2 separate regions of the Homo sapiens genome follow, and region 1 is linked to region 2. Evidence: chromatin loops called from intact Hi-C (ENCODE). Cell type or tissue: endothelial cell of umbilical vein. All regions are shown on one strand. Links, peaks and the distances in the headings refer to the core of each region. The heading gives the core; the rest is flanking DNA.

Evidence for each region. Hi-C counts contacts between places; a loop is a spot of excess contacts. Peaks named below come from ENCODE experiments on the same cell type or tissue, not always from the same donor. Only the 100,000 strongest peaks of a DNase experiment are listed, where the experiment ranks them.
Region 1: a loop joins it to region 2, with 11 times the contacts of the local background. A loop is called at or near these places in 3 of 110 quality-filtered maps.

The regions. Positions count from the first base shown.
Region 1 is chr4:69,311,132-69,326,632 of GRCh38, reverse strand. No RefSeq gene overlaps it. Among named protein-coding and RNA genes, the nearest start is that of UGT2B28, 38 kb to the right of the region's middle. In endothelial cell of umbilical vein, for the core only: a CTCF peak has its summit at 8,560 (motif pointing left); no DNase peak of the experiment used is centred there.
Region 2 is chr4:70,175,593-70,191,093 of GRCh38, reverse strand. It overlaps LOC105377270 (a long non-coding RNA gene), which reads left to right and starts at 5,640. Exons shown (of 3, transcript XR_938859.2): 1 at 5,640-5,709. In endothelial cell of umbilical vein, for the core only: a CTCF peak has its summit at 7,225 (motif pointing right); a DNase peak (open chromatin) is centred at 7,263.

The DNA.
Region 1 (15,501 bases), core at 3,718-11,717, 870 kb after region 2:
TGGGAAAATGATGAATATTTTTCATCTGTATGTAACTGCTACTTACATCACCTAACACAAATCCAAGTTTGACTACCAGAGACCAAACCATTAAAGTAATTAACCTAAGTTCTAAACAAAGCTGTGGTGACAAATTACATCACTATATGTCTTTGTAATTAGTTGTTAAACTGTACACACAAAATGAGTATTTTTTGTAAATTTTACTTCAATAAAGATGACATAAAAATAAAAAGTGCATTTATTTAAAAATTCTATCTATACCATTATAAAGCCCACCATTTTTTTTCTAATTTGTAAATGGAAAGATCTCACAAGCTAAACTTGGAAACATGCTCATAATCTTTGTGAAGGAAATGTCTTCTTACATATCAAATCATTTATAAAGGCAGATCCTAAGTGGATCCTAAGTGAAAACTAAGAGTGCAGGTTTTCCATAGCTTTTTTCTCATAAACTCATGTTAGTTCAGAGATAATGGTTAGATGTTTTACCCAGCAATTAACACTAAAGAAATACCATCCAGTGTCTTAGTCCATTTGTGCTGCTATAACAAACTAGAACACATTGGGTAATATAAAAAAAAAATAGAAATGTATTTTTCACAATTCTGGAGGCTGAGTAGTGCACGATCAAACCTGCAGCAGGTTTATCATGTAGTGATAGCTGTTTTCTGCTTCCAAAAACCGTGCCTTATTTTGACATCCTCTGAAAAGAAGGAATACTGTGTTCTTACATGGTGTAAGTTAGAAGGGTAAAAAGGCTAAACGCTGCATCAAGCTTCTTTTATATCGGCCTTAGTTACATTCACTTGCAAGAAACCCTCTTGTCCTAATTACCTCTTTGAGGCCCCACTTCATCACACCATCACATTGGCCATTGTTTCAATATGAAGAGTAGTGTGCACTAAGTTCTTATTTATGTAGATTGGAGTTACTTAACAAAGGCACTTATTTTCTTACAAAACAGCAAAGAGGTGTAAACTCTCTCTGACCCTCATTGTTTTGAGAGATGTGAAAGAAATATTTACTGAAACGGAATCTGAAAAGTCTACATAGAAGGAAAGTAAATCAATATAATAATAATTATACCAGACACAGAAGGGGTTTACAAGTGATCCTGGAAGTTATGGATTATCTCTTCTTCATGCTTTCCAGGAAAAAAAGCTTATCTTTATCATCAGTTTCTAATGACTATAATCCATTTCCTTGAATTGTTTACTTGCCTACTGATACAATTTGGATATTTATCCTCACCTAAATATTATGTTGAATAGTAATTGCCAATGTTAGAGGTGGGGCCTGGTTGCAGGTGTCTGGATCATGGGGGCGGATGCCTCATAGCTTGGTGCTGTCCTCACAAGAGTGAGTTTTCATGTAAGATCTGGTTGTTTAAAAGTATTCAAGATGGATTAAAGACTTAAATGTTAGACCTAAAACCATAAAAAACCTAGAAGAAAACCTAGGCGGTACCATTCAGGACATAGGCAAAGGCAAGGACTTCATGTCTAAAACACCAAAAGCAATGGCAACAAAAGCCAAAATTGACAAATGGGATCTAATTATACTAAAGAGCTTCTGAACAGCAAAAGAAACTACCATCAGAGTGAACAGGCAACCTACAGAATGGGAGACCATTTTTGCAGTCTACTCATCTGACAAAGGCCTTTTTTTTTTTTTTCCAAATAAAAAACCCAGTTCTGGGAGATTCTGTATGTTCTATGACAAATTATAATCTTGGCCATAACTTACAGATAAATTCTGAAGTAAAATTTAAAATAAATCTCAGAAGTTACTTCATAAAAAGCAATAATACAAAATAAGGCACATATAATATTTTAAATTATTCTCAAGAGTAAGAGTTCCCATTGGCTATATTGTTTTTAAATCAAGAAATGGAACTGAGGAGATTTTTGACCAATAAATCTTCTTAGGTAAAAAACTGAAATAAAATGCCTGGGGTGAAGCCAACTTGATTATGGTGGGTAAACTTTCAGATTTGCTGCTGGATTCGGTTGGCTACTATTTTAATGAGGATTTTTGTGTCAATGTTCATCATGGATATTGGCCTGAGGTTTTATTTTTTTGTTTGTATCTCTGCCAGGTTTTGGTATGAGGATGATGCTGGCCTCAAAGAATGAGATAAAGAGAAGTTTCTCTTTTTCAAATTTTTGGGAATAGTTTCAGTAGAAGTGGTAGTTAGACTTTCTTGTTGAATTGAATTCTTTACCATTATGTATTGTCCTTCTGTTTTTATTTAAATTTATTTTTCATTTCAATAGGTTTTTAGGGAACAGGAAGTGTTTAGTTAAATAGATTAATTCTTTAGTGGTGACTTCTGAGACTTTGGTGCACCCATCAGCAGAGCAGTATACACTGTACCCAATGCATAGTCTTTTCTGCCTTACCCCCTCCCATCCTTTCCCCCAAGTCTCCAAATCCAATGTACCATTCTTATATATTTGCAACCTCATAGCTTAGCTCCCCTTGTGAGTGAGAGCATATGACATTTGGTGTTCCATTCCTGAGTTACTTCACTTAGAATAATAGTCTCTAATTCTATCCAGGTTGCTGCTGTCAATGCCATTATTTCATTCGTTTTTATGGCTGAATAGTATTCATATCTATATGTATGAATATATACATATTTATATATATATTTATGTATATAAAAATATAAAGCTTATCCCCTAAATTTTCTGCCACTTGCAAGGCAACCAGCAGCAGTCAGCAGTCAGCAGTTGGTTGCCAGTCTTCCACAGCAGTCAAGGTTGGATTCAAAAGTAACATAATGTCCTTTCAGGAGAGTTTAAATACTTGGGTTAAATTCTGCAAAGCCTCTATATGCCTGTCAGTGTCATCTGAAAACCTGCCAAGATCCCCTCTTAATTTGTGTTAAGTCCTGTAAAGAAAAGGGACCTGGAACTTAATGGAGCCACATTGACCAGGCGCCTATTGTAGTGGCAGAAGCAAGACTTGGACCTGCCTAAAATAAGTATTTCAACGGTGCCACAAGTTTGGCAGAGAACCTGGGTAGGGTGGAATGGAGGGAGTTACCTCCCTTACTAGAGGTACCTCTAGTGTTTGCTTCCCTAGTTCCTTGAAATTGCCCTTTGCAGCCTTTCCTGAGATGGCCACTAGGAAGGCTGAATCCATCCTACAACATTGGTAAAGGTCCAGATTACCCTGTAAGGCAAAGAATGCCTGCATGTATGAGGCCTTGGACCATTTGCCCTTATGTTTACAGAAAAGGTCCAGCTGCAGGATGCTACTGAAATTAATCTTTCCTGAGGCTGTATTCTCTTTTCTGCAGAAGATAATCGGGCCACACCTTTGTACAAAGGAATATGACGTGCTTTTCTCCAGAATCTGAGGGTCAAAAAGTCCCAGTGACTCAGGATACATTACAGAGGAGTGTAGCATAAAGATGATTGGTTATCCATCTAAAAGAGACGGGAAAAAGTGTCCCTTAGTCCCTCTCTGTCTTCCAGGGAAAACCCAGTGTGTGTGATGGAGAGAAGAAAAGTGTCCTCTTTTTCCTTCCATTCTTATATCGCTGAGTCTGGCGACTCTGTGTACCACCCATGAATGAGAATGCAACCTCCACCCATGTAGCAGGCAGGCCTGGTGTGTAGGAATATTTTCACTTACTTATGTGCTACCCTCCCACTGTTAGTAACTTGAGGGTTCCCTAGACCTCATCTATACCATAGATGCAAGCATAACCTACATCGAAGAAGTGGAAAGGCCTAGCAGGCATAGATAGTTCTAGCCTTCCACTGTAACTGCCTCCAGGTCCCTTGATCTAGTTTTTCTTATTATAACTTCAAACCTAAGCTTGAAATACAATTTGTTAAGAAAAAACAATAGGGCCTCAAGAAGATGTATGAACCCATTAAATTAAGTCCCAGGGGGCCCTCGCCAAATTGCAGCCAGCACCCTGCCGAGCAGCTCTTCCACTGCTTCCCTGTCATAAGCAGAATTCTAAGGTGAAGCTGTGGAACTAGGTCCTCCTCACCAAAGACCTGGGAACTGGGGAGTTGGCCTAACACGATAGCTCCCAAGAGGAAAAAAATCAATCTCTCACATAGAAAAGCTGCCTCTATTTGCAGGACTTAGTTAACTCCTGATAGGGTGGAAGAAATAGAAAAAAAAAAAAAGCTGAAGTGCAGGGGAGGAGAAGGTGCCTTGGGGTAAAAGCCTCCTGCCCTATGCAAATGGGTTCTTTCAACAGGGACAAAAAAAAATAAAACAACAACAACAACAACAAAAAAACCTCTTAATTGTTACATACGCCTTGTTTCTAAGAATAGACAGATAGCACATTATTCTGTTTTGCTCTCCTGATGACTAAGCCAAATGCTTATCCTACCCAGTAATATTATCTCTGTGGTTTGCAACAACACCCTTTACTTAGTATGTAAAGAAGAGAATATCAGCCACAGCAGTCTTTGAAACAAAACAAAACAAAACAAAAAAGAAAATGCAATAGGAAAGGCTGGGGATAGTAATGCCTACACCCTAACAGGCAGGCAAGGACTGGAGTTATTCCCAAGGCCTTTGGATGACACCGATGTGTATAGCCTCAGCCAGGTACCCTCAGTTGCCATAGGACCTTCTTCTACTCAGACATGATGGCTAGACCTCCATGAAGGGAAACTGGTTTGGAACAGAATCAACATTTCCAGCACCCAAGGGAGACAGGGGATTGACAGTGTTCTCCCCAGCAAGCCTGTCCACTGTGTCTTAAGTCTGACAGCCATGCTCGTCACTTTTAACTGGCAGACAGAGGCCCAGTGTTTTTCTTTCATTTTGGCTATTGTGGAGTTTAGGGACTCTGAAAAAAAAGAAGTCTGCTTTTATTCACTTTATTTTGCATCCATCCTACAGCATTGGCAAATGTCCAGGTTACCCTATAAGGCAAAGATAGCCTGCATATATGAGGCCATGGACCATTTGCCCTCACAGATTCTGGAGGAGCTCCCCAGAAATGTCTCAGGATCCTCTGGGTGTCACCCCAGCAGCTAGAAACCACTGTGGCCGGCAGTGCCTCTGCTTGAGTTTGCTTGCACCTGCTGGGCTCTTTCCACAAACTTGTCTTGGCAGGCTACACTCAGCTCTTACTGCTGGCCCAGATCCCACACCTGCCAAGGGCAAGCCAGGTGTAGAACAGTGACTGGTGTGTAAACAAGGGAGCACAGGGTCGCTAGGCATGCTGACTGCTGTGGTGGGGTGGGTAGCTCAAGGCACCAGCACAGGATCTGGCTTCATGTGATGCTGTGGCTGGACTAGACTTACTGTAAGCAACAGAGAGAGGGAGGGCTACAGTTTTACATCCCCTTTAGCTGCTGCCCACAGGTGATGAGATGGCCAGGAAAGGGTTACAGCTCCTTTCACTCCCACCATTAAGCAGGTCACAAGTTCTTGTCTTGTGACCAGGAAGAATGAGGTTACACAGACAACAGGATGGTGAGCAAGGCTTTACTGAGTGACAGAACAACTCACAGCAGAGAGGAGACCTGAAGTGGGTAGCTCCTATCTTATAGGGAGTTCATCCCAATGAGCGTCTGAGTCTGGCTGTGTCTGGAGTTTTTATGGGTTCAGAAGTGATGAAGTTCATGCTGATTGGTCAATAGACAGCCATGGGTGGGCCTGGAAAATCCACCATCCAGTTGGTAAAGACATTGAGGGAGTTCTCACTCATGATGGTGGGCTTCACCCTGAACTGTCAGTCCAGCCCTAAGGCTTCAAGCTGTCCCTGGCTTAAAGGTGGAGTTTCACAAGGGACCCACCCATTTCCACCTAGGAACCTATCTGCCTCCCACCAGTAACAAAGGTATTCATAATAGCCTTGAGAATCCTCTGTCTTTCTATGGCATCAGTTATAATATCTCTCATCTTTTCCTAATTGAGCTTATTTGGATCTTCTCTCTTCTTTTCTTTGTTAATCTCACTAATGGTCTATCAATTTTATTTATTTTTTCAAAGAACAGGATTTTGTTTCATTTATCTTAGGTATTGTTTTACTTACTTCAATTTTGCTTAGTTCTGCTCTGATATTTGCTATTTCTTTTCTTCTGCTGGGTTTGGGTTTAAATTATTCTTTGTTTCTCCAGTTCTGCAAGGTGTGACCTTAAATTGTCTATTTGTTCTCTTTCAAATTTTTGATGTAGGCATTTAATGATGTTAAATTTCCTCTTAGCACCACTTTTCCTGTATTCCAGAGGTTTTGATAGGTTGTGTCACTATTACCATTCAGTGCAAAGAATTTTTAATTTTTTTTTGTTGGTTTTTGTTTTTCGTTATTTGTTTTCTCTTTTTTGAGACAAAGTCTCGCTGTGACACCCAGGCAGGAGTGCAGTGGTGCGATCTCAGCTCACTGTAAGCTCTGCCTTCCGGGTTCATGCCATTCGCCTGCCTCAATCTCCTGAGTAGCTGGGATTACAGGCGCCTGCCACCATGCCGGGCTAAATTTTTCTATTTTTAGTAGAGACAGGGTTTCACCGTGTTAGCCAGGATGGTTTCGATCTGCTTTCCTTTTGATGGTTTTAGTTCTAACATTTAAGTCTTTAATCCATCTTGAATTAATTTTTGTATAAGGTGTAAGGAAGGGATCCAGTTTCAGCTTTCTACATATGGCTAGCCAGTTTTCCCAGCACCATTTATTAAATAGGGAATCCTTTCCCCATTGCTTGTTTTTGTCAGGTTTGTCAAAGATCAGATGGTTGTAGATATGCGGCATTATTTCTGAGGGCTCTGTTCTGTTCCATGGGTCTATATCTCTGTTTTGGTACCAGTACCATGCTATTTTGGTTACTGTAGCCTTGTAGTATAGTTTGAAGTCAGGTAGCATGATGCCTCCAGCTTTGTTCTTTCGGCTTAGGATTGACTTGGCAATGTGGGCTCTTTTTTGATTCCATATGAACTTTAAAGTAGTTTTTTCCAATTCTGTGAAGAAAGTCATTGGTAGCTTGATGGGGATGGCATTGAATCTATAAATTACCTTGGGCAGTATGACCATTTTCACCATGTTGATTCTTCCTATCCATGAGCACAGACTGTTCTTCCATTTGTGTCCTCTTTTATTTCATTGAGCAGTGGTTTGTAGTTCTCCTTGAAGAGGTCCTTCACTTCCCTTGTAAGTTGGATTCCTAGGTATTTTATTCTCCTTGAAGCAACTGTGAATGGCAGTTCATTCATGATTTGGCTCTATGTTTGTCTGTTCTTTGTGTATATGAATGCTTGTGATTTTTGCACATTGATTGTGTATCCTGAGACTTTGCTGAAGTTGCTTATCAGATTAAGGAGATTTTGGGCTGAGACAATGGGGTTTTCTAGATATACAATCATGTCATCTGCAAACAGGGACAATTTGACTTCCTCTTTTCCTAATTGAATACCCTTTATTTCCTTCTCCTGCTTGATGGCCCTGGCCAGAACTTCTAACACTATGTTGAACAGGAGTAGTGAGAGAGGGCATCCTTGTCTTGTGCCAGTTTTCAAAGGGAATGCTTCCAGTTTTTGGACATTCAGTATGATATTGGCTGTGGGTTTGTCATAAATAGCTCTTATTATTTTGAGTTACATCTCATCAATACCTAATTTATTGAGAGTTTTTAGCATAAAGGGTTGTTGAATTTTGTCAAAGGCCTTTTCTGCATCTATTGAGATAATCATGTGGTTTTTGTCATTGGTTCTTTTTATTTGCTGGATTACATTTATTGATTTGTGTATGTTGAACCAGACTTGCATCCCAGGGATGAAGCCCACTTAATCATAGTGGATAAGCTTTTTGATGCTTTATTGGTTAGCTTGATGGTGTCTTATAAGTTGCTTAGGCTGACTTCACTTTTTTATTGTGAATTTTTTCTTTAAATTTTCGCTCCCCTTCCTGAATAATTTCAGATAACCTATGTTCTTAAGTGTGTATATTTTTTATCTGTTTGATAAAGTCTTCTTGTGTGCTCCTCTAGTGAATGCTAAAAATTCAGTGATTGTATTCTTCAGCTCCAGAATTTTTGTTTGGTTCTTTCTTTATAGAGTTTTATCTTTTTGTTAATATTTTCATTTTTATATGCACTATTTTTATTATTTTATATAGTTGTGTTCTCTCTTTGCTAATTATTTTAAAATGATAATTATGAATAATTTGACGAATAATTCATAGAACTTCATTTCCTTGAGGTTATTTTCTAGAAGTTTATTTTGGTCCCTTCATTGGGCCATGGTTTAGTGCTCTGTGTGTGTGTGTGTGTGTGTGTGTGTGTGTGTGTGTGTATGTATGCATTGTTGCCTTGTGCTCGTTGGCTGCAATTTGGATATTTGAAAAAATAGCTGCATCTCCCATTATTTACTACCTAGCTTGGTACAAAAGACTGTCTTCACCAGTCAGCCCAGCTAGAGATTCTGCAGGTCTCTCAAACCTTTTCTGGGAATGTGTCTTCTCTCAGCTTCTGTGTGTAATTACCCAGTTAAACTTTTTTTTTTTTTTTAATTTCATCTTTAGGAGTTTGCAGTCTATTGCTCCCTCTGCTGTCATTCTGTGGTAGGGCAGCCTTTTTAACACTGCCACTCGTGGTTTTGTTCTCAGTAGATCACAGGCATCGGAATTCTAGTTCCTGTGATTTGAGTTAGGTGATAGAAACTAGCCCCTTGTGCAGCCCCTCCAAAAGCTAGAATATTAAAACATGCTTTAATCTTCTCTTTCTTTCCTGTGGGAGAAGGTATGGCTAGGGAATTTTCTCCTACCTGTGCCATGCTGTACTGGCTGTACTCTATAGTGAGCCAATTCTGTGAAATTTCTTAGCAATTTCAATGACGCTCTTCTTGGCTTTGCTCTTGCCTAGGGTGCTGAAATCTTTGAACTTGTTTTGGAGTATTTTCATAAGGGCAATTTGGTCTATATATGTATATATTTCTTAAGTCCATTTCCCTGTGAGGAGAAAAGGAACATGGCTTTCCTATTCTGCCAACATCAGTCTCCCTCCACCTATACACCACATATCACTTTCAAAGGATATGTACTGACAACAAGGCAATACACTCTTATGTTCTATATTAGGTAATGAGACTATAGGCACTTATTTAAGTACTTTATACTATTTTGTCAGTTTGTAATATTTCATGTAATTTAAAAAGACTAGAAGATATCCCAAGAAATTCTTGCAATTAGAAAAAATAAAAATGGCATAGTTTTGGTGATGATATAATAATCCATTTGGCCATTATTTGATTTTAATTATAATAATTTATATAGAAATTTATATTTGTATTAATAACAACAGGGTTATAATTTGATTTAAGTGTCTTCAGACCATGCTCAACCTAATGTGAACATGCTCCAAAGGTTTAGTTATAGCTGAGTAGTCTGGAATTTAAAATTTCTCTTTTTTTATAGAAACATCTTATATAAATGTTTGGCTAACTGGTAAGATTCCAAAATACTAATATGTAAGTATTAAATAACTATAAAAACAGCACAGCTGAAATATTAGTAGATAAAATGTATACATAAAATCATTAAATACAGAGTATTCTTTAAAATCATTTAGAGGAAATCAGATGAGAAATTGATGAAGAAGTAGCAATAAGTAATATGGAAAATCTGCTTGTGGTATTCAGGTCTATGATCGCAACCATTCTTGTGTAATTTATTTTGTTTCTTACATTGAGAAGTTGACTAAAGGCCCATAATGGCATGTGACAAAGAGAGGTGAGCCTATTAATATACAGTTCAATAATAATACTTGTCCCATGAATATATTAAGAATTTAAATTAATGTATGAAAGTCATGTAACACGATTTCTGGTAAACTCACTGTAAGAAATCATGCATAATAGTATACTAAGGTAGCCTTATTAGAACATTTGTACATAAAAAACAAATAATAACGATAATTTAAAACTTATTTCCCTTTGAGGAAAGCAAAACTTGAGGATAAAGCAAAATAGATTTTAAAGAGATAATTGCTGCTTATAAATAGGATGCATAAAACACACAGAATAAAATATGAAGTGGAAGAAAAGAGCAAGACACTCATAATGCAGAAATACTTCCCTACACAAGTTGTTTATGAAAAGAGATAGCACATAGAGTCATTTGCAGACTGGTGAATAGGTGACACTGTTGAGATAGTTTAAAATAATATAAAAAGAGATTGTGACTAAATTCATGTACACCTGTCATTGGAAACAAGAAGTTCCAAAAGTTTGTGAAGTATTAATACACTGGAATTACTCTTTTTTTTTTTTTTAGTTTTCGCCTACATTGATGGAAACTGTATGTAGATTTGATATACACAGACAGCTTGTATTTAATTTAGATAATAACTAATAGAATGACTGATAATTAAATATCAATGAAAATAATAACTATGTTCACTGTTTATCTAGACCTTAACCTAGTGTTTCCAATGTACTGCACATTGGAATCTGCTGGAAATATTTATAAAACACAAAATCTGGCTCTTAATTCCAAAATCTGTTTTCATTGGTATGCAAAACGGGCATCATTCTTGTCAAAAGCTCCCAAGACTGTTTCAATACACAGCAAAATTTGGAACACCTGCCTTTATTTGATATGCAAAAAACACATATTGTCTATATACATAGGAGAAATGTAAATTTGTCTGCCTTCCTTTCTGATAACATATGAAAACATGACGCTTTCATTAAAAATAGTCTTTCTCTCTCTTCCTTTCAATGATTCCCATGGGTTTTAGAAATCTATCCTTTGAGTTCCCTAGGAAGAGAACAGAGTAACCTGGGAGAGTGTTGTAGGGGCAGCATAGGTGGTCAGGAGAAATCCTACCAAAGGCCAATGAGATTCTGATTCCAGTTATCTCAAAAGACAATGCCAAATTGAAGGCCAAGGAAAGTCTTATGAGAAACCATTACTGAGAAGCAGCAAGTCTTCTATGCTACAGGTGGTCAGCTTCAGAGACCAAAGGGAGCCTCCCAGTGTATGCAGGCTCAGCTCTCTGGATGGCCTCCCACCTTCACAGCATCTTAGCCAATCACTGCATTTATTTAAAGAGAATAGACAGCCTTAGAACAAATACAAACAGTTCTCTCTAGATTACAATAAAATGACTAACATCAAAGTACAAATCAGTATTATTTAAAAATTTTTAAAGACATACTAAATAAATTATTTTGCATTCTTAATAATATACACATAATGGGGCCAGGTTTGGTGGCTCACGCCTGTAATCCCAGCACTTTGGGAGGCCAAAGCAGGCGAATCACGAGGTCAGGAGTTCGAGACCTGCCTGACCAATAGGGTGAAACCCGGTCTCTACTGAAAAAATTAGCCGGGCATGGTGGCACGCACCTGTAATCTCAGCTACTCAGGAGGCTGAGGCGGGAGAATCGCCTGAACCTGGAAGGCGGAGGTTGCCATGATCTGAGATCTGGCCATTGCACTCCAGCCTGGATGACAGAGTGGGACTCTGTCTCAGGAAAAAAAAAAAAAAAAGGAAAAGAAAAAAAATTATATACACATAATGGCAATAATAATTTTTCCTTTATATAGTCGTTTTAAAATTGCAATTAATTTGTAAGTATGCCCTTTTAAAATTTGTAAGGATTTCAAAAATTTTAGTCAGGCAATGGAGATCATTTATATCTTTAACAAATCAAGCACAAAAATTAAAACTTCAACTAGATATGCCACTAAGAATATAAGAGATTAAACAGAATTAAAAGCGTAATAGACAGGCATACCTCATTTTCTGTTCTTTGCTTTTATTGAGCTTTGCAGTTATTGTTTTTTAAAAAAATTTGAAGGTTTCTGGAAACCCTGCATCCAGCAAGATTATTAGTGTTATTTTTTTCAGTATGTGCTTTCTTTGTGTTTTTGTGTCATATTTGGGTAATTTTCACAACATTTTAACTTTATTATTATTATATCTGTGATGACAATCTGCAGTCAATGATTTCTGATGTTACTATTATAATTTGGCAGAGGGCTGGGGGGTACCACAATCCACGCCCATATAAGACTGCAAACGTAGCTGATAAGTGTGTATATTCTGACTGTTCCACCAAATGGCCATTCTCATCTTTTTTCCCTCTCCTTGGGCCTACCTATTTTTTGAGACATAACAATACGATATTAGACCAATTAATAACTCTGCAATGGCCTTTACTTGTTCAAGTGAAAGGAAGAGTTGAACATCACTCATGTAAAATCAAACGCTAGAAATGAAGCTTAGTAAGGAGGGCAGGTCAAAACCTGGATAGGCAGAAAGCTAGACTGCTTGCCAGTTAGCCAAGTTACAAATGCAAAAGAAAAAAAATTTAAAGCAATTAACAGTACCATTCCAGTGAACACATAAAAGATAAGAAAGGGAAATAGGCGTATTGCTGATACGGAGAAAATCTTAGTGGTCTGGATAGAAGATCAAATTATTCTCAACATTCCCTGAAACCAAAGCCTAATCCAAAGCAGAGCCCTAACTCTCTTTAGTTCTGTGAAGGCTGAGAGATGAGGATTCTGCAGATCAAAAGTTTGACACTAGTAGAGGTTGATTCATGAGTTTAAGAAGCCATCTTCATAAAATAAGCGTGTAAGGTGAAGCAGCAAGTATTGATAAAGAAATTGCAAGTTATTAGAACAAAGGAGCTACAGGCCCCAGGCAACTCCAAAACCCAGCAGCACACTCATTAAATCTTAAAGCTTCAAAATAGTTTCCTTTGACTCCATGTCTCCCATCCAGGGCACACGGATGCAATGGGAGGGCTCTCAAGGCTTTGGGTAGGTCTGGTCCTGTGGATCTGCTTGTCTTTTTCTCATCTTCCTGTCTTTTTCTGAGCCCTCCAAACTGTTCCAACCTCTGCCCATTACCCAGCTCCAAAGTTGCTTCCACATTTTCAGGTATCTTTATAGCAATGCCCCACCTCTCTAGTTTCCTATATTAGTTTGTTGTCACATTGTTCTCACATCTTCTGTATTCCTTTGTTCTCACATTTGCTGTAAAGAACTACCTGAGACTGGGTAATTTATGAAGAAAAGAGGTTTAAATTACTCACAGTTTCCCAGGTTGTATAGGTACCATGGCTGAGGAGACCTCAGAAAACTTATAATTCTGAGAAAGTGAAGGGGAAGCCAATATATCCTACCTGACCAGAGTAGGAGGAAGGTGGAGGGGAGCTGCTACACACTTTTAAACAACCAGATCTTCTGAAAACTCCATGACAAGACAGCACTGGGGGGGTGGTCCTAAACTGTTAGATGTGGAATGCCCTCTAACTTCTCCATTTTACACAAACACTTGCAAATAGAAGACCCATGAATCCAAAAAAATTGCGCCAGAAGAATTTTTCTCCTTGTCTTTCCTCATTCTTAAATTTTTTTCCCACTTTTTGTTCTTAAAAGGAGGAACCAAGCTGTGGCCTAGGGTTTTTTGTGTGGTGCATCAATGTGTGATGATTGTAAGTGAGACCCCACATGTTTTAATGTTAAGTTGTTTCTGCCTTCTTACATGTCTTAGTGAATCTTTGAAATGCTTGTTCTTCAGTGCCATGAAGAAATAGCACTTGAAAATAAATTTAATTTCTTCAGCAAGGCCATTTTTTTTTTTTGCTTTCTTCAGAAAGAGTGAATGCACCAGCAGTTTTGCCACAAGATTACACCGAACAAAGGAGACAGGGACATTTATAACTTGACACATCCATCTTACTGCTGTGTCCAGTTTCAATTGGCAGGAATAGGACCTCACATTCTGCATTTGTCCTATTTGGCTAGCAACTTAGAACTTTATAAAAGAGCCAAAGGCAGAGGAGAACAAAGGAAGGAGGATGTAACTTGTGGAATGCTGAGAAAGGTTAAAAATACCTTCAAATAACTCTCAATAAACTAGGTATTGATGGGATGTATCTCAAAATAATAAGAGCTTTTTATGACAAACCCACAGCCAATATCATACTGAATGGGAAAAAACTGGAAGCATTCCCTTTGAAAACTGGCACAAGACAGGGATGCCCTCTCTCACCACTCCTATTCAACATTGTGTTGGAAGTTCTGGCCAGGGCAATCAGGCAGGAGAAAGAAATAAAGGGTATTTAATTAGGAAAAGAGGAAGTCAAATTGTCCCTGTTTGCAGATGACATGATTGCAAAGTTAGAAAACCCCATCATTTCAGCCCGAAATCTCCTTAAGCTGATAAGCAACTTCAGCAAAGTCTCAGGATACAAAATCAAAGTGCCAAAATCACAAACATTCATATACACAAAGAACAGACAGAGAGCCAAATTATGAGTGAACTGCCATTCACAATCGCTTCAAAGAGAATAAAATACCTAGGAATCCAACTTACAAGGGATGTGAAGGACCTCTTCAAGGAGAACTACAAACCACTGCTCAATGAAATAAAAGAGGGTACCAACAAATGGAAGAACATTCCATGCTCATGGATAGGAGAAATCAATATTGTGAAAATGGCCATACTTCCCAAGGTAATTTATAGATTCAATGCCATCCCCATCAAGCTACCAATGACTTTCTTGGCAGAACTGGAAAAAACTACTCAAAAGTTCACATGGAAGCAGAAAAGAGCCGGCATTGCCAAGACAATCCTAAGCCAAAACAACAAAGCTGGAGGCATCATGCTACCTGACTTCAAAGGATACTACAAGCCTACAGCAACCAAAACAGCATGATATTGGTACCAAAACAGAGATATAGACCAATGGAACAGAACAGAACCCTCAGAAGTAATACCACACATCTACAACCATCTGATTTTTGACAAGCCTGACAAAAATAAGGAATGGGGAAAGGATTCCCTATTTAATAAATGGTGCTGGGAAAACTGGCTAGCCATATGTAGAAAGCTGAAACTGGATCCCTTCCTTACACCTTATACCAAAATTAATTCAAGCTGGATTAAAGATTTACATGTTAGACCTAAAACCATCAAAACCCTAGAAGAAAACCTAGGCAATACCATTCAGGACATAAGCATGGGCAAGGACTTCATGACTAAAACACCAAAAGCAATGGCGACAAAAGCTACAGTTGACAAATGGGATCTAATTAAATTAAAGAGCTTCTGCACAGCAAAAGAAACTATCATCAGAGTGAACAGGCAACTGACAGAATGGGAGAAAATTTTTACAATCTACCCATCTGCCAAAGGGCTAATATCCAGAATCTACAAAGAACTTAAATTTACAAGAAGAATCAAACCACCCCATCAAAAAGTGGGCAGAGGATATGAACAGACACTTCTCAAAAGAAGCCATTTATGCAGCCAACAGACTCATGAAAAAATGCTCATCATCACTGGCCATCAGAGAAATGCAAATCAAAAACCATAATGAGATACCATCTCACAACAGTTAGAAAGGGAATCATTAAAATGTCAGGAAACAACAGGTTCTGGAGAGAATGTGTAGAAATAGGAATGCTTTTACACTGTTGGTGGGACTGTAAACTAGTTCAACCACTGTGGAAGTCAGTGTGGCAATTCCTCAAGGATCTACAACTAGCAATACCATTTG
Region 2 (15,501 bases), core at 2,840-10,839:
TGAACAGGCAACCTACAAAATGGGAGAAAATTTTCGCAACCTACTCATCTGACAAAGGGCTAATATCCAGAATCTACAATGAACTCAAACAAATTTACAAGAAAAAAACAAACAACCCCATCAAAAAGTGGGTGAAGGACATGAACAGACACTTTTTTTTTTTTTAAACCTGGTTTACAAAGTCCTCAGTGATCTGGCCTTTGCTTTATTCTTCCACTTCATGACTTCTCATTCTTCTCCTTATTCACTAAGCTGCAACCTCACTAGCTTTCATTCTGAGTTTTGAATATGTTAAATGCATTGCTCTTTAAGGCCTTTTCACCTGCTGTTCCCTATGCCTGGAATGCGCTGCCTCCAATTAGTGAGGGGCTGGTGGATTCTTATAATTTATATCTCATTTTAGGTATCACTCCACAGAAGAATGTTCCCAGATTACTCAATCTAGGGCAGCTGCTTCTATCATACTACCCTGTTTAAGTTCTCTGCAAAGCATGTGTCACCATTTCATACTGATATATTCGTTTTCTTTTTGAAATTTTAATTATAAAATATTCTTGAAAAAATCTAAACTATTAACTTCAAAATGTTGTTCAGGAGAATCCCCTTGCTTTCACCAATGCCTCTATTCTCAAATTCTATCCTTTAGGCAGTGGAGTGTGATAAAACAGATCTCTGCCGAAAAAGGGGGCCTCGATTTATACCATCTCCCAGTTTTTATAGCGTGAATACTCCCACCAGGGCCACATGATCTTTCTTATGTAATGTAATGGTACTAAAACCGTAATTTATCTGGTGGGGTGGGGGGTGTAAATATTTAGAGATATGTGAATCTAGCACATGTTTAGTGCCATACATCAGATTCTTGGCTATCTTTTCTATATACATTTTCTGAATTGATCCTAAGCATATGCAAAATATCATTGTCAGCATACATTGAGGAAACTGAGACTCAGAGAGGTTATTTTCCTGAGGTAGCACAGTTCTCTAGTAATAGAACTCAGATTTGAACACAGGTCTGTTTCCAAAGAAAATATCTGTTTCAACACCATACTCTGTAGGTTTTCACATAACCAAGACATTGGATAATTTTTTTCCATGCACTTTTAGGATATATTAAATAAACTTTATGACTCTCTTGATTAAACATTCTTTCTCATCATTTGTTGAAGATTCCCCAGGTTTCTTGAATATTACTTTCAATTGCAATAACTGCAATTACTTTTGTACCAACCTACTATAATCCCTGACATACATTCTGTAATAATCAGGACCTCCCAATTTCTGGATTTTCTGAGGTTTGTCTTGGATTGTTAGGACTTTTTAAAGACAGAAGTACTGAGCTACACTATTTCTGTTCCTCCAAAAGCCTTAAGAAACTCATTCTGATATGAGGAAATATATCCAGTATTGTTCCAATCTGCAGGTTAAGTGCTCTAAGCTGAGATTATCAACCATGAAGTTCACCTAAGAATAGTGCTTATTGTTCAGGTCACATTTCAATGAAAGAAGTTTTGTTTTCTCTATTCCTTTTCCGAGAAACTTTTCTACTTACAAAAACAATCATTTTAAACTACAAAAGCCAAGAACTTACAAACCAACGCCACAGACAACTTTCCTCATCATGACTGCTTTCAGAAATGTAGGAAAACTGTGAAAATACCATATTGTATTTTAATCAAGTATCTGTTTCATTGGATATTTTAGAATAAGTAATTAGAATTCATTTTAAAATTACCAGTCAATTTATGTTTTTATCAAGTTAGAATTTTCTGTGATTTCTGATAAATGGTAATATTACTTGGAAAGGATTCTACTTTTTTTGAAATTAAGTTCATGAGTACATTGGAGGCCTCATCAAATTTTTAAATGTAGGTACTATTGCAGAGCATATTCTTGCTCTCACATTCTCTCATTTTCCATGTATAGATATATATAAAGAAACATATTCAGCACCTTTTTCTGAATGAGGATGTTAATTAGAATAGAAATAACGTATTGTTTATCTAACATGTAGATTGTATCAGGTATTCTTCTAAGTGCTTTATTTACATAAATCAACTCAACTGTATTAATCCTCACCACAGTCTTGAGGTTTAGATATGATACTGATATTTTCATTTTACAGGTGAGGAACATATGGCTCATTAAGATCAGAAACTCTCCCCAAAGTTACGTGGTTAATGAGTTCCAGGATCAAGATCGGAACTGAGATGTGTTTAACTCTGAAATCTTCTACTTGACAATCATATTATGCTGAAACACATAATTTTAAAAGACCTACTTCATAACCTTCATGTTTACATTGAAAAAAAGTGTCACTTTAAAAAAAATTTACTTGGTCAAATGGTGCTCTAGCATGGTGGATGTGGACCTACGTTTGTATAAAAGTATTTTTCTTCTCTTGTATCCTATGTATGTATAAGACTTGAATTAATTTAATCTTTATTAATAATTTATTATTAAAATATCTCTGTCATGCCTACTTTTCAATATCCTGGAAAATATTTTCTTATGTCTTTATTCATCAGGCAAAGATGAAAAAAATGGTGTCTTGGAGACAAATCAATTAAAAGTGCTACAAAATAGTAACTCAGAAAGTATGAATGGATGTAAAAAATTACCAAGAAAGATTGGTAACTAATATCTGTAATGCAGACTAAAATAGTCCATGAATTTCTTTTATTTTATTTTTGTTGTTGTTTTGTTCTGTTTTTTTTGAGACACAGTTTCATTCTGTTGCCCAGTTTCATTCTGTGCAATGGCACAATCTCAGCTCACTGCAGCCTCCACCTCCTGGGTTCAAGTGATTCTCCTGCCTCAGCCTCCCTAGTAGCTGAGTTTACTGGCCTGCATCACCATGCCCGGCTAATTTTTTTATTTTCAGTAGAGATGGTGTTTTGCCATGTTGGCCAGGCTGGTCTCTAACTCTTGATCTCAAGTGATCTGCCCGCCTCAGCCTTCCAAAGTGCTGAGATTAGAGGTGTGAGCCACCACACCCGGCCTCAAATCATCCATGAATAAACATTATGTAATGATTTTCAAGATGTCTAAGAATGGATTATCTGTCTAAGCTCAGACTTTGAATACGTGTTAGGTTGAAATAATTCTCTTAAAACCCAAGGTGAATGAGACATTTTGTGGGAAACGATTTTGAGACAGCATGGTCTGTTGGATTGCAAGGACAGCAGAAACAGCTTAACTACTTGGGCACTCTTTCTTCAGTAATTACTCATCTGATTCCTCTGGAACACACAATTTAATGGGTAGTCATGTTAATTATTTGTTCTGGTGAAGCATGCTCATTGGGTTTTCTTATTGTTGAAATAAGCAATTTACATTTGCTTGGGTCCTTCACACACATTCTAAGCCCAGGATATGACAAATTTGGAATAAACAAGTAAACTCTCTAAGTAGAATTTTTAAAGACAGTTTTATTACTTTTGTATAAAATATGTCCATAAAGGAGTTTAAAATCACTTTACCTTGCATTATAAGAATAAAGTTCCTAGTTGTATATTTCATAAGTACTTCAGAGAACTGACTTTTAGATTCAAAGATTAGATGAGCTTTAAGATAGAAATGCTTTTGGCATAGTGAGATACAGATTGAGTCCACAAAGGAATGATTGTGAAGATCTGCCCTGGGGCTTATTGTGAGAATTTAGGAGAATGTGTTTTAGAAACCTCTGGCAGTTCCATGGTGATATTAGGAAATACTTGGTGGAAGTTCCTAGAAAACAAATGCATTGCTCTTTTCCTTCAAATGTCAAAAACATCAAAGAATTCAAGGACACATTCTACCCAATGATGCATGTGGGTTTGGGTAGGTACGTAAGTCATGAGGTTTCTGGGTGAATAACCACCACACAGCACCAGGCCCAGCATAAACCCGAGACTGGCAAAAATAGCAGCTGCTCATGAAATATGATTTCAGTAAAATTTGTGAGTTACTCTATTGCCTACATAACTGATAAAGCCTGAAGTTTGTAACTTATCAATGCTCTTTCGATAAAAGTATTGTCAGGCGAGGAGCCCTGATGAAACAGAGGGCAGAGTGATTCATCAGAACAACAACTCCCATTAATGTGTGAATATAATAAATTTTCACCTAAACAGTTTTCTGCAACTACCTGCATTTATTGTGTAGATGGCATGTTGATAGCATGGCTTCACCATCAAAAAGTCTTAGATTTGAAATCTCACTTCAGGTTCTTATTAGCCATGTAACTTTGGGCAAGTTTATTATTTTCTCTGAACCTGTTCCCTTCCTTGTAAAATGATGCAAACGTGTACTTATCTTCAGGGTATCCACAGAATACCTGTGGCTCATTTTATGTGCCATTAAATGAGAAAATGTATTTGCTCAGCGTGGTAATATTTCTGAATAAAACATTCTAGGGGAAATTTGACACATCTTGATCCTTTAGGGAGAAGTCTCTAAGAGATAGAAGAAGTCTGAAAAAGCCTCCAAAGCAGATTCACATATATGTGACTTTCCATTTTAAATAAAAATCACCAGCTTACATTACAAAAAGTTAACTTTATCAGTAAAGGGTAATGCACAATCCCAAGGTACCTATGTGCCTATCCATCTGTTGTCTCACTTTTTTATTCAAAACTCCCTTGGTTTACTGTAGATATTAATTTTGCTAAACCTTGTTATCTCCTATTAGAATGCTGATGACTTCATTTCTTCAACCAGACATTATTTATTGAGCACTAGCAATAACCCAGAGATATTGCATTCAGGGCACGTACAGTATAATAAATGAGAATTACATATGAACAAATGAGTGTGGCACTCTTTGATGAAGATAAAAAATAGGTAAGGGCATGTTGTGTTTGGATTGGGGATGGAGTGATCTGATAAAAGTACAGAGCAGAAAATCCCCGAGTTGAGCCCTGAAGGAAAACTAGGATTTCACCAGGAAGACATGGAGGCAAATGCATGAGGCATGACATAGTTTGATATTTTGTGGGAAAATAACAAATTCAAGATAATTGGTACATAGGATACCTGTGGGAAATGAGGTATGGCCTGCAGTTAGAGGTCACATCACAGTGAGTTTTCTAAGACAAATAAATGTGTCTGGATTTTATCCTGTCAGCAGCTGACATCAATTAAGCAAGGGAATCTTTGCTGTTACTCATTAGTAATGCCTAACAAATATTTCCATTCCTCCTTCTGGGGACATGTAATGTACCAGTTTCCAGCCCTTGAATTTAGTAACTTACTTTGACAAATTAAGTATGAACAAGAAATAGCACATGTCACTTCTGGCTGGAAATTTTAAGATTATTCAGCACTGTCTCTGTTTGCTGTGGCCACTAGCTGTGGCCACTAGCAATGTTCCAGGTGGTAGCTTTTCCATCAACTTGAGTTTCTACAATTGGGATCCCTGAGAAGGAACAGTGTAAAGCAGAACTTTGAACTGAGCCAGGGAAAATATAGTGCAAGGGAGAAATAAATCTCATAGTTTCAAGCCACTGATATTTTGGGGTTGTTTGTCACTGAAGCATGGTTTAGCTTGTCTTTATTATTACACTGTCAGAATGGTATTTTTGCAAAATCACTCTGGCAGCAGTGCCATGGACAGACTTAAGGCAAATGTGAAGGCAGGGTACCAATGCAATGGGCCACTGAGTTGGTGCTGTGGCAGGAGCACAGGGCCCAACCATGTTCCCATCCTGACTTTGCCATTTACTAACGGTAAGATCTAGAAGTCAATTGACATCTTTGAGGAAATTATTGATTTCATAGAAGAGGGATTTATTGATTGGCTTTTCCAATTCTGACATTCAATTATACAGATTAGAAACTAGAATTTATGGACAACTAGAATAAATATATTCTGACTATATAGAATTTAAAAAAATGGAATCAGAGATCTCAGTAAGTTTACTGATTTTTACTTTCACCTTTTCCGTTGCCACAACCCTTCCTTCTACTCCACCCAAATTATTTTTCTCCCTTAATCCTACTAAAGCTTTTTCCTAGGATTTTTCATTCCATCTTACTTTCCAGTGGGAAGCAGTATATTATGTTGGCATCAGATTATTCTATCTCTGTAATATATTACCTGTAGTACTTCAAGAGAGCTACCTAACCTTTCCATGTCCTAATGTTCTGATCTGTAAAATTAGACTAACATGTGCCTTGTGAGACCATTGTGAGAATTAAAACACATTATAAGAAGTACTTTGTATACTGTCTGGCATATAGTGGGTACTCATTAAATAGTAGCTATATCTATCATTATTTTTAATATTGCTAATATGCCCACTTCATTCATCTCAACCTCTCAACTCTCAGTGCTTCGTAATGCAAGGGGCTTAATTTCTGGAACTATCAATCAGCGACCAGTCCCAGTCATTCTTTGAACTTCAGGTTTTATAACTCTGATTAGGTAATAATCTCAATAACCTGAGACGTAAGGTTGTTGATATCTCAGCACTTACATGAGCCATGCTAATTTAATGGTAGTTGCAGTACTGTCAAAACTTTATGATTTTTAATTACAATTTCACTCTTGTAACAGCTACTTGAGGGTTTCTATTAATGAATATAGGCTATATATATTTTGTCACTAATTTTACTTTAGGATGAAAAATCCTCTGTTCCATGAACAACGTATAGAGCCAGTCAAGTTTACAAATTGTGTGGCTTCATTTGTATATAGGTACTTGATGGGGTGATGGTAGAATAAATATTACATGGTTTTGGTAAGAATGAACTACAGATAATAGGACAAGAAAGTCCCTAAATGAAAGGATACCCGTGTGTGTGTGTGTGTGTGTGTGCTTGTGTGTGTGCCTGTCTCTCTATGGGTGTGTGTGAATGAGAGAGAGAGAGCAAGAAAGGGGTTATATATGGTTGGTGATGTGCTACTGTTGCAGAATTAAGTTTTTCATTTTACCTGCCTGTTTTTGGACAATGAAGTCTTTCACATAGAAACATTAACATTTAAAGAAAAAACAATGAAATATGAAATCAGAAACTTGAAAAAATCTTACAAGTTACAGTTGAATCTGATTACTTCTGAATATTTTCCCTAAATGTTTGCGGCTAATTAAAGGAACTAAAGTTTTATCTTAAGTGCCTGTCATAACTGATGGTATGTAGCTACTTAGAATGTTGTGGTGTGTTGGATTTTCAAGGCTAAACCATGTTAATGGCTGAAATGGGCACAAGGGGGGCCCCATGACTTGGTAAAACTTTCAACAACTTCAATGCAATCCAGCTCTGCTTGTGCATTACCACATGAGGGCGCTCTTTCCATCAGCTATACATATATTCAGTGTTTTTTTCCCCTTCAGTGTTATTCTTTTTTTCTAATTAAAAAAAAAACAAAACCGCGTATTTATCATGCAGCATCCTAAATTTTACAGAAGTCCTAGATTCATACCATAGAAAATACATCTCCAAATACTGTAGATAACACAAACTTAATCTTAGCTAATTGGATTTGGTGAAAAAATCTGAAAGGCTTCAGATCCTATTGCTAAGGGAGAAATTATGCTGGGTAGATTTGTACTTATGGTGTCTATTGGGATTCACAAATGTGTATGTATCTCAAATAGTTTCTCTGTAAGTAAAGTTTGGAAGTGTAAAAATGAGAGAATATTCAAACTACTTCTTCCGGAAGAGCTCTGTTATCTGTTGAAATTCAATTATTAAATCTAATATGTGATGGATGGGTGCTATTTGTCTGACTGTTACTGTTTATTAAGTAATGCCTATACATTATGAAATATAAGTGGAATCCATAGTGGGAATCAATTAAAATCTAGGCATTTTTTTAATGTACAGGTTTTTTAATGTTAAATACCAATAGAAATTTAGTGCCAACTCAGAAACTTACAAAATGATTCCCCAAACCCTCATGACAACATTAGGAGGTGTATCCAGCTTCCGTGCGAATTCCACTAAGAAGGGCATAGACTAACAGGTCATTTATGACCACAAAGGACAAGTTCACTCAAGGTATGTACCAGGGATTAATGTTTAGTACAAGGAAAATAAGTATGATGACAGAAATCAATACAGACATTCACAAACAAGAACAGAGACACTTTGTTTGCCAACCAGAGAAAAGTCACAGGAAACAAAGACAGGAGGAAAAGTCAGAATTAAATTCATCTCAAGGTACCTCAGGGACAATGCTATTATTGGTGCACTAGGGCTTAAAAGGACAGACCAGAGGCCAGCCAAATGTGTACATCCCCAAAGGCATGATTGAACTGTATTTTTGCCAATTGTTTACGTAGTTTGGTAATTTCAAAGGCCAAATTTTTTTTCATCCATGTGTTCTGCTTATCACTTGCTCAGTGATGCCAAGATTTTCCCCAGAAAAGAGTGATTTCATTTTCATGAGAGCTTTTGATCTCTGTTCAAACACAGTCGTTTTATGTTAGGGCTTTGAGCTCTGATAATGTGCTGCCTTTTCTTGAAAAGAAATGCTTAAACATTTACTTAAATGAATAAGTGCCAAAGACTTAAAATTTCAAAAGGTTGAAGATGAAAGTGCAGGCTGCCCTAGAAAGAGTGCTTTGTAAAAGGTCATTCATATTGTTAAGGTACCTTTGAGGGACCAGGTATAGATAGGAATAGAATAGGAAGACAGTGAGAAGATTTTGTGGTAGATGGGAACAGGTTTATAAACCCGAGACCACTACAGACAGCTTTTAACCATTTTATAATTATTCCCGGAGCTGGTATCACTGAAATTTGTCTTTTGTGTATTGTCATTTTCCTGACCTGTTGAGTTGTTGGAGTTAAAGAACAACTCTCCTGAAATAAGGGAACTTTTATTCTAAGTAAATGCCAGGTATTTAGATTACTGTGTCTAGATGTGTAGTTTGAAGTGTGTGGAGGATTTATAGAAAATCTCAGGGAGATAATTAAGACAATTAAATGTCTGGGAAACAGATGCATGCATATAGGCTAAGGAACTGAGATCTTTTGGCCCATAAAATAGGACTTCCAAGTGCTACATGTATTTAAAATTTATACTGCAGAAAGTTACAGTAGCAACTTGCTCTCTTCCCCACATCACCCTCCTTCCAGTGCTGGAGGATGAAAGCTGCTGTTGAGATCTTTCTGGAGCCATCACTGGAGGGTTTGCTCTTTCTTCAGGAGGAACTGATAGAAATAGAGCTGACAAAGAGGCTGCAGGGATTGAAATTCGACAATATAATAAGTATTTTTTATAAATTTTTATATGAAAATTCCTTTGTATCCATGAATCGTTGGTGACACAATTGGAGAGAAGTGAAGGGATTTTTCAGATATCATATTTGAATGTTTTTCTTAATGTGAATTATTCTGCTTTTCCATTCCATTGTTGAAGTGGATCAGCCTCTCCTTTCCATAATTACTTGATGATTTTAATCACAATTGAGACCTGTTAATCAGTCTCTCTTTTGTGCTTTGCATCCAGGTACCACTAATTTCTTTGCAGAAACACTGAGTTCGATAATTGTATTGCAATTTAAAAATTTATTATGATCAATTTTTTACAGGAAACTACTGTCTTTCACAATAATTTTAGACATTAATTCTTTTCATATTGGCAAAATTATTTCCATTCTCTGATTCTCCGTTGGAGGAAGTTGTATAATCGACAACTACAATAGTTCAAAGAAGAGAGATACTGGTTGAAGTAAATGTAGAGGTGTGTGTGTGTGTGTGTGTGTGTGCGTGTGTGTTTGTGTTTGTGTCGGGGGAAGCGAGAGAGAAAGACTAAAAACAAGGGTGATAGCAAAATCAAATACAAATAGGCCTTGTCCAAACATCATTCTGTAAGCAATTCTGCCTTACCTGGATCCAGGGATGAGGACAGTGATGCTACTTAAATTGTGTGTATTCTGTTTAAGTAATTAATGGATTATGTTAACTAGAAACAATATAACAAGGAGGTTAGTTTTTCTTCCTTCTTTCCTAAGGATTTTAGCCAATTTCAGATAGAAAAACATTTTTTAGCATAAGTATGTCCCAAATATTGCATAGGATATACTTATCCTAAAAAGATTCATTGTTTATTCAAAATTAAAATTTAACTTGGTATCTTACCCTTTATTCATGCTAATTCTGGAAACCTTACATATGACCAAACACCCAGAGGAGGTGAGGATGCAAATCACGTAGAAAATGAGCATTCTCGGCAAAGGAAACAGCAGATGCGAAGGCCTTGAGTTAGGAATATATCCAGTGTTTTCAAAGGTTGGCCAGGAGGCCAGTATTATAGTAGGAGTGTTATAGTAGAAGGAAGAACATTAGGAGGCATAGTCAAAGAGATGAGAGCCAACATTTAAAGGTATTCTTACTTTTATTATGACATAGGAATCTCACGGAAGGCTTTGAGCAGAAGAGTGAAAAAACATGGCTGATATTCTGAAATGATCGCTCTTGTAATGATGTTGATTTTGAGAATAGACTCAAAATGAGAAGAATGGAAGCAAGATGCCCAGTTTGGAGGCTACTATGCTACTCACATGAGAAATGATAGTGGTTGTGAATAAGGTACTTGTAGTCCAGATGATGACAAGTTGCTAGATTCTGGATATTTTTAAAGATAGTGTTATTATGACTGATTAATGATTTCCTATGTGGCATATGACAAAGGAACAAAGGATAACATCAGTGTTTTTGTTCTGAACAACTAGAATAATTTTGTCTTATTTAGTTATATATAGAAGAGAGTGTATAGAGAGGCTTTGTGTGTCTATTAGACCAGAGGAGAACAGTTCAGATTTTATTTCAAGAATAATATAATTTCTTTGTAATAATTCATTGAGCTGCAAAATTATAAGTTATATACTTTTGATATGCATGTGACAACTTCATAAAATATTTAAAAATAAATAAACAAAATAAAAATAAGTCAACAGAAACAAAATAGCATGAAAGAAAACCCAAGAATGAACATGTTAAAATGTATAAGGCCTACAAATAAGATCTGAGATCTTATTAAATATCTAACAATTAAATATGAGTGCTTGTAAATTTGCCAACGAAACTGAATGCAATTCCCACTGAGTTTATGTTAATCTCAAGACTAGATTAAGAACAGCTGGGATGTGGGGAGAAATGGGAAGCATGCCACCTAATTGAGAGGGACAGAGGCATCATGAATAGGATGAAGTGGTAGAAATGCACAGGAAAGTTGGAACCAGAGAAATAGACAAGACTTGGTCCCTACTGCGATAAAGGAGGAAGGAAAAGTGATGTCCCCCTATCTTGCACTGGGACACCTCCAAGACAGTCCTGTCCTTCCCTGAGATGGGAAATGCAGATTGGGCATAGTGGAGAGTTGCGAGAGGTCAACGGTGATCAATAGCTTCTTCCCTTCCTGCTACTTCCTGCAGTCTCTCAGGAAGAAGGTTTAGGAAATAAAAAAACAAAATTAAATAAATAAAAACAATTTAAATAGTCTGTTTATGAAGTACATACATTGTCAAGAATGTTTATTGCCATTGCATATTTTAAATTCTAACAATAATCTTTTACAGCTATAGAACACATTTTTTTCTTAAAAGAGAATGAAAGACAATCCACATAATCATTACTTCTGTAATTAAGCTGACTAAAGAACACGATGCAAAACAAAAATATATTTTAATGCATAATCAGAAGTAAAATTTTAAAGAGGGGAAAGGCATTTAATATAGATTTCACTGATTTCTTCATCTGTAAAAAGAACAATAATATTAAAATAACAGTAATATTAAGTTGGTATTTATAAAATGTATAAAGGCTCATAAAAGCAAAATTGAAGTTTCTCTGGCTTTGTAATTTCAACATTTTCTTTTTGCTGCAACTTAGTATTTCTTAAAATAAGTCTTTGGCAGTCAATAACCTTTTTTAAATAACAGATTTATAATAGGCGTAGGCATTGGAAATAATTCAGGGTCTTTCTTTTGTACTTTATCATTTATATATGTGTATGCCATCTGTGGGGATTCTGATTGTCTGATCAATATTATCTACTGGCACTGTCACTGAAAATTTTTACTTGGTGGTCTTCCTCTGCTTTATGTTGAAAGATCTTTCTTGAGAGGCTTTTTGGAAAATTTGGAGTAAACAAATAGCTAATAATTACATTCATAAACTAAATATGAATTCTGTCTTAAAATGTTTAATAATACATTTTTGGATAGTGAGGACAATAAAAAATAAGACAGCAGATATCATGACTTAATGAACATCAGGCTTTTAAATTATTGGAGCCAGGTATGTACTTAGAGGAATTGTTATCACTGCTTTAATTGTGAGTTTAAATTATGCACAGTTACTGATTCCTACTCAGTAGACATATAGATTTGCCAAAAAAGTAAAACAAGCTTTGCTATTTTCTTGCAATGCATAGTATATAATTAAAATTTAGACTGATTTTGGAAGGAAAAAAAATAAGAACATCGAATTATGGTGTTGATTTCTTGTATCCCTGGATTGCCTTGTTGCACAACTGTGGCTTCTAGCCCAGCAGCATCGGCATCACCTGGAATCTGTTGGAAATGCAGAATTTCAGTCTCCACTGCGGACCCGCTGAATTGAATCTGCAGGCCAGAAAAATCCTTGGGTGATTTTCCTGCCAATCAGAGCACTGGAGAGAAAGGGGAGGGGAGGAGAGAGAAAAATGAGAGAGGTGGGGAAGGAGGAAGAGGGAAGGAGAGAGACAGAAAGGGAGGAGAGGAGAATGGAGGGGAGGGAAGGGGAGGAGAGGAGAGGAGGGGAGGGGAGGGGAGGAGAGGAGAGGAGATAGGGATGAGTAGAGGAACGGAGGGGGAAAGAGTGGAGGAATGAGATAGGGTAAGGAATTGCAGAGGGATGTGGAGTGAGGAGAAGGGAAGAAGGAGGGCTTGTGGATGTTTTAAGATTATGTTATTTTAACATATATTCTAAAATTGTGGTTCGAAGACAGGGGCAAGTATGAGGGTTGGGTTTTTACAAATGATATGTCTGTACCAACCATCCTAACTCCAATATGGTTATTCTTCTCTCAACTTTAGTAGTAATATTGTAAAATATTATATTGATCATTTTGGGGTCAATTTAATTAACTTTAATTTTCTAAAAGTGGGCTGGTTCTTTCCAGTAGTATTAAATTCACATTTTCTGGAGTATTCATGAAGAAACCAGATAATCACTTGTTTTCTACAACTTACTTCCTCCACATCCTGTTTGCCTCCTTTATTTTAGTAAAATGTACTCAAGACTTTACTCCTATGAAAAGGTGGAAAGCTAATTGGATTTAGACTATTTCTGGAAATGTTCACTTTTATATTTTAGATAAGTCAGGAGGCTAGGTGAGAAATGATTGTACTTGCCAGTACTTGACTGATTTTATTTGCACAGAAAGGAATTTTTTTCTGAAGGAAAAATCCCATTGATATGTAAAAGGATACGGCAATAACAGAATTTAGTGAGTGCTTACTATATTATAGACATATTACATAATCTCATATGCTACTAAAAATTATTAGTTCAGTATGCTAAGCCCTCATTTAACATTGTTGATAGGTTCTTGGAAACTGTGACTTTAAGTGAAATGATGTCTAAGGAAACCAATAGCTAATGGATATAAACAAGAGTTAAATTCTTATGGTATATTTCTGCTCATAAAACCATCACCAAACTTCTAAATAAAGACCAAAACACTTCTAATATTAAACACTGAAATAAATGTGAGTCATACATACATTTAAGAAGGTTAATAAAAACAAGTAAGACAATTGATTACCCAACGATTCCAGTTCAGGGCTGCAGGTGGCCAGAACATGCACATCTCTGGAATGTGAGAGGAAACTGGAGTATCTGGAGAAATGCATGAAGTCAAGGGGGATAATGTGCATATTCCATAGACAGTGGCTCCAGCTGGATTCGGTATACATTTTTCTCATCAACGTTGTAACAAAACGACGTTTAACTAAATGATGTTATGTGAACACCTGCTGTACTAGCATTTTCCCAGTGCTGTTTGAGAAAACACCAGAGAAACAATTTGCCTTGAGCTACATTCTTTTTAATTAATGAACCTGAAATTTTTAACCTATTGTAGCTTATTCTAGCATTAATTCTATTTTATCTGATTCCAGATCCATATTATTTAACCACTAAACCAATATACTCTACTATCTATTACGCATATTTTTGTCTGAGTTTATGGAATATTTTATAACAAAACAATTTAGAGCTCATTTGTTACATCCAGGGTAAATCATAAGTTACCTGTATCCATGAATGGTGTACACAAAACAGGTATATTGATCACCAGAAAACCAGGGAGTCTATTCTATAGTTAGGTGTTTAATATGAACGTTGTTTTGATCATATTCATGGTCATTTAAATGCTAAGGAAAAATAGAAAAACACAGTTTCAATTAATAAATATTTTTGGTTAATAATAAAAACTTTTCATAAAAGTTTTTTTGCTAGTTAAAATAAATGAGAATCCAATTATATTTTGAAATAGAAACCACAGTAAAACATTATAAGTAAAACTAGCCAATACATTTATAAAATATTAAATTCAACGTTGAATGCTAATTGAATGCTAATGAAATGTTGATAGAACTATTCCAAGAGAAATACTTCCACTTTCTCATAGTCAAAAGAGTTAGATACTTGGATATGACAATAATACTATTTTATTATTCAAATAATGTAATTAATTTTCTCACTAATTAATTAATTACCATTTTATTTTTATTATTTTCCCAAAAACTTTCTATTATTATTTCAGGGTTTTGAATGTGTCATGTATGCATAAAATAATTCGTGTGAAAGTGTTGAAACTGAGTGGGAAGCATTAAATTGTATATATAAAGGCTACTTGCTTGAAAACGACCCTCTGTTTCAATTTATTTAGAAGTGGTGGCTTATTTCCTGTTAAATGACTTAATAATAATGTTAACATGAAGAAAGATTTTTGAGTGATTAAGCTATGCCAAATTCTTTACAATATTCTTTCATCAATTCTATATATGAATTTGTAAGATTCTAAGTCATTACCTTCTTTTTTTTGAAGATGAGGAAATCTGAGGCTTAAAGGAGTTAGGCAGAGTTTTAGGATGTGGGAAATTTGGGATTAAGACCCATATGAAGAGCAACCCATAACCTCCATATTGCATATTTATTTGGTCCTTCTATTTGGATTGAGACTAATTCTACTCTCCCTCCCTATGTAGATGGAGGTTAATTTCTCATGAATTATATGTCACTGTTTTCATATATCTAAAATAATTTATGAAATCATACTTTAGTTATTCATGCTGTAGGCAAGAAAAGTTTAAATCATTTTAAATCATTAATAATTCCTCTGACATCTCCATGTATAATCTTTGATTTACCATTTTATTATCTTTTATGATCGGCTCAAAGTTGCTGGATTTCTTTGATCCTTAGGTGCATGTTTTTCATATTTAAATATCCTCAACTCACGATCTATCTAATAATAGATGTCTCCTTACTGTGTTTAGATTAAGTTTTAAAAATAGTGAA